2 separate regions of the Homo sapiens genome follow, and region 1 is linked to region 2. Evidence: read pairs that join two places in POLR2A ChIA-PET (ENCODE). Cell type or tissue: GM12878. All regions are shown on one strand.

What was found. ChIA-PET counts read pairs that join two places held together with the same protein. Peaks named below come from ENCODE experiments on the same cell type or tissue, not always from the same donor. Only the 100,000 strongest peaks of a DNase experiment are listed, where the experiment ranks them.
Region 1: POLR2A ChIA-PET joins it to region 2 with 17 read pairs; 3 of 35 experiments call an interaction of 5 or more read pairs at or near these places.

What each region holds. Positions count from the first base shown.
Region 1 is chr7:55,533,513-55,536,012 of GRCh38, reverse strand. All of the region lies in intron 1 of VOPP1 (VOPP1 WW domain binding protein), which reads left to right. Among named protein-coding and RNA genes, the nearest start is that of VOPP1, 38 kb to the left of the region's middle. RefSeq lists enhancers at 1-206, 927-1,086, 1,107-1,716, 1,757-1,816, 2,157-2,226 and 1 more. In GM12878, no CTCF peak of the experiment used is centred here; DNase peaks (open chromatin) are centred at 1,502 and 2,442; H3K4me3 peaks cover 2,055 bases; H3K27ac peaks cover 2,398 bases.
Region 2 is chr7:55,308,023-55,310,522 of GRCh38, reverse strand. No RefSeq gene overlaps it. Among named protein-coding and RNA genes, the nearest start is that of ELDR, 54 kb to the right of the region's middle. In GM12878, no CTCF peak of the experiment used is centred here; DNase peaks (open chromatin) are centred at 662 and 1,352; H3K27ac peaks cover 1,932 bases.

The sequences.
Region 1 (2,500 bases), 230 kb before region 2:
GAGGAGCCAGGGCCCTGAGTGCATGATCCTTGCTTGGCACAGAGTGTGGGTCAGGTGTAGGAAAGAGTCGGTCGTCATCAAGGAAAGAACACTGTCTTTGGAGATAGTCTCAGACCTGCGGTAAGTTGATGTCTGCCTGCCCAGCCTCTGCACAGAGGGACAGTGCCCCAACTGCATCCTGGGATGGCAGACACAGTGCTGAGCATGTCTGCTGGTTGAGGGCAGCCCACTCCTTCCCATGGTCTCATTAGGACCAAATAAGTTCACGGAAGGGAAGATTCCTTGTAAGCTGAAGTGCTGAGAGTTAAATTTAATCAGAGCCCCAAGGGGGAAAACTAACAACTCACCTTCTGGAAGTCTCGAAAATTTTCATCCAAGTGACACTGAGGCTGAGGCTCCGTTGGTGGAAACTCTGAAGAAGTGTTTTCCAGATGGAAGTGAATAGACCTAGGGTTCTCTAGAGGTGCATGGATGGAAATGGCTGCGGGGCGGGGGACTGGGAGGAGCGGCAGAGACAGGAAGAGCCAATGGCATGTGGGGGCGGCCAGGCCAGAAGGACACTCCCTGGGGTCTGTACTTCACCCTCAGTGAGGCAGCAGGGTTTCCAGGGGGAGCCTGCCCCAGTGCCCTCTGAGCTCACTGAGCTTTGCCCTGATCAGTCAGCCCCACTCTTTTTGCTTGTTTGTGTAATGAAGCCCACTGAAGATAAAATTGCATTCAGAAGAAAGAAAATTATGACCTCAAGGGGAAGCAAAGAGAAACCCACAGTGAATGGGGAGCCCCTGGAGATTTTCTAGCAGGAGTTGGTGTGCTGTGTGCCCTCCTTTCCTATTCTCTATGACAGAGCCCTGCGTAGCCCCCTGAGCTTTGTCAAGGCTGCTGAGAGGTTTAGGGGCAGGTGCAGTGTCAGGAGTCCCCCAGCCAGGCCCTGGCACTAGAGGCCATGCGGCCAGACTTGGATGTGGCAGTGGTCTTGGGGCAGGTGCTGCAGGCTCTACCACTCTTCAACTGTGTCTTCCTGTTCTCCTCTTCTCCCATCAGCAAGCTCACCCCCTGGCTTTTGATGCCAGCCTCCTTTGTGGTGTGGCAGGAATGTCCTGGGAAGAGACAAGGCTTGACCACGTGGATGGAGTGGGAAGACAGGAGGCACTGGGGACAGCATGTGGCTGGGGTGAGCTAGTGGGCGGTGGTACTTTCCCCAAAGTCCAGAGCACTGGGTGGGAGCAGCGCTCAGCTGTAGGGATGTCTGGTGTGAGGTTCTTCTGGGCACCTGGCAGAGATCCCAGGTGGCAACTGGCAGAAGGTCCCCAGCTCAGAGTGGGCCCTGCATGGCGTTGTATGCTGGTGTTCTTTTGTGGGCAGGACACCTGCAAGAGGGCTACAGCTGGAGAAATGGGTGGGGAGGAGTGGCTGTTGACAGCTCCCTGGGCCCAGAGAGAATTGAGTCAGAATTGGGGAAATTGCAGAGCGAGCTCAAAAGCAGAAACCCAGTTGGGGGAAAGTACTGAGCCCAGGGCTCTAAATGACTAATGCAGAAATGATGTTAAGTTTACCTCCAGTCAGAGTGAAACTTTGGGCAGCCCCCGCTCCCTACACGCAGCTGCCCTTCAGGGGAAGTGAGAATTGGCCCAAGCCACAGGTGACCATGACAGGACCTTGCACTAGCTGAGACCCGAGGGTTTAGGAAATTATATGAGAAATGAAGCAAGAGATGATTATCTTTTGACAGCCAAGTCCCCAGATGGAATTTAGATATTTGAACTAGGCCTAAGGAATGTCTGTCTATTAAGTGTCTGTAGAAATTTCTGTCATCTGCTTGCACTTGCTGTTTTACTCTGCTACCATTCTTTTCTCTCTCCATCTCGTAAAAAAAAAAAAAAAGCTACATGAAATGATTTCCTTCACGGATTTTAACAAGCCAGGACACAGTGACAGCTATTAGAAATTATAGCTGACAGGGCTGGGAGACAGCTGTACAGTTTGCTGGTGACCTTGCACAAATGAGTTGTTTTGGGTGGAAAAGCTGTTGCTTATTTACAACACTGAGGCAGAGTTGTTGCTTTTGGATCTGAGTTTTGCCATCCTCCTTCCTGTGGGTGTTTTCACTCATCTACCTCCCTACCCACCCACCACACACTGGGTACGAGAAAAGGTAAGAAGAAAAGACTGGGAGGATCAGAGGATATGAAGGTCAGTCCCCAGACAACATCATCGAAGTTCACCCCATCACTATGTTGATGACTGAGGAGGGAAAGCCAGGTAGGGATTTAGGATTAACCTGAGTGCTGTTCTACATTCAGCCTCCCTTGCTAGTCTCCCTGATGGGGACTTTCCTTTGGTGGGTAGTATGAGGGGTTCTTTGAGTTAGCAGAGTCCCTTCCATCTGAAGAAGCTGAGGCTCAGGGGAGTTTCCAGGCAGTGAGACCCTAGGTCCGGAAGGTTCCCTGATGTGGTGTCCCACATAGCTGCTTCCTCTTTCGTGGTTAAAAGCAGATGGCAG
Region 2 (2,500 bases):
CACTGTCCAGCCTGTGGCTCTCTTCTCTAGCTGCCTGTGCTTCAGGAGTGCTGGTAACTGCCTCCTTCGGTTCCCTGGCTCCCACCCTCCATAGGTCCTTGGCGCTTCCTCTTCCTTTTGCCTGGCAGGCTCTCACTTTCCCTTACCTCCCTTCACTCTGCTCCTGCAGCTCCTGCAGATTTTAGTGCAGAGACCTTCTCACCAGGGAGGCCTTTCTGCATTTCCCAGACTGACTGGGAACGCCTAGTTGCAGCACTATAATTGTGATTAACCAGTAGTGTAATTGGTTGTTGGAAGTCTGAATCTTATGTGAAAACATCAGCTCTGCAGTGGCAGGGGCTGTATCCCCAGAGCCTATTGTGGGGCTTCCACCTAGAAGGGCCTCAAAGGACTATGAGCAAATGAATGAAACATGTGGTACCTAACGAATACCACTTCTGGTACACAGTAGGCACTCAGTAAATCCTTGAGGAATGGCTGACTATGTAAATGTCCTTGCGTCTACATTTTATTCAGCTTGAATGAATGAGATTTTCAGAATCTGTGTCCAGTTCCTGTCCTAGCAAACCAGGTCGAAGGCATCATGCTCTTCTGAGAGGTGTTTCTTCACTTTCCTTCAGTTTCAAATTTATTTGTAATGACAAGTAAAGGTGCTAAAACCACTACTACCAGAGTGCAGCTGGGGATTTTCTATGGCTCTGACTTCAGACAGCAAATTTAGATACTCCCTGACTCCTGAGAAATAACGGTTCCCATCCACACTTCATTTTCCATTCCTTTGACACTGACTTTTATTGGACAATCTTAATTCTTCAGCATTCCTGATGGCGTGTTTAACAGGCTTCCTGGTTTCTTGAGCTCACAAAGCAGAGCAGCCAAGTCACAGATGGAGTGACTTCTGAGCCCCGACTTAGTGTGGGCACCAAAGGCATGGGAGGAGGAGCACGGGACTCTAACCGAGCTGGAGGAACCGTGTCTGGAAGGTTGAGGCCCAAATGTGCAGGGGCCAAAAATGTAGAGGTCAAGGCAGAAAACCAGAGTGAATATCATGTTCGTGGTAGGAAATGTCCAGTTGTGTCAGTGTGAATCACACAGAAGGTGTGGAGGCAGTCAGCTCCAGACAAGTGGGCTAAAGTCTCTGAGCATGTGTCCTCACCTGTAAAACGGGGCTAATGAGCGCCCACTGCATGTGCTTGTGAGGATGAAATGAGCTGGCGGCTCAGGCCTGGTGTGGTAATGAAATGAGCTGGTGGTTGAGGCCTAGTGTAGTAATGAAATGAGCTGGTTATTGAGGCCTAGTGTGGTAACGAGCGCCCACCGCATGGGCTTGTGAGGAGGAAATGAGCTGGTGGCTCAGGCCTGGTGTGGTAACGAAATGAGCTGGTTGTTGAGGCCTAGTGTGGTAACGAGTGCCCACCGCATGGGCTTGTGAGGAGGAAATGAGCTGGTGGTTCAGGCCTGTTGCAGTAACCAGCACCCACAGCATAGGCTTGTTGTGAAGATGAAATGAGTTAGTGTTTCAGGCCTGGTACACAGTAGGTGCTATTTAGGCATTAGCCATTACTGTCAACTCACGTTTAGCTTGCATTTGGGGGAGTTTCAGCTTCAGATTAGGAAGGTTATAACTCCCAGGAGGAAACAGCCCAGGATAAATGATGAAACCTACAATCAGGGATCACAAACTACATGCAAAAAGAGGCCAGGAAGCCAATATGACCAAGCCAGAGAGCCAGGTGGAAACTTACACAGGAGAGATGCATGCCTCCCTCAGGGGCAGCAGCTGCTGAGCCCAGGAGACCCAACACTCTAGGGAATGTGGGCCCAGCAGGGTCACAACTTCCAAATTTTCAAGAGCAGCTGGGAATCCTGATTTTATATGAGGTCCTCAATGTTCAATGTTGGCAATAAATTCAAAGTTGTCTTGTTACTTTGGAAAGATATAAAAGTAAAAGTTGCTTTGTTACTTTGGCAGGGTTGCCAGACCATGATAGGCATGGTCTGGATACGGCCAAGGCTTGCTAGCCTGTGACCGCCACTGAGAGATTATCTGGTTGCTCTAGAGGTCTGACCCAAAGGAATTTCAGACACTGAGCAGCTGAACATACTAATGACCAGACGGCTTTCAACACCAGAGGTATTTGGAGTATGTGAGTTGCTCAAAGATGAGCAAGTGTTTCCCTTGATAAGAGAGGAGATAGATTTTATATAATATAGTTGGGAGATTTGTAAAATAGTTTAGCAATGAATTGCCTGTCTGTGCTTAGAAAAGCAAGAAGTGGCTAGAATTTGGCATTGGATTTGATGAAAAACTATGCAAACCAGCTTTTTGTTTCTTTCTTTGTTTTTTTGTTTTCGGACACAGGGTCTTGCTCTGTCACCCAGGCTGGAGTGCAGTGGTGCAATCATGAATCACTGAAGCCTCAGTCTCCCATGCTCAAGTGATTCTCCTGCCTCAGCCTCCCAACTACCTGGGACTGCCTGTATGCACCTCCACAGTCAG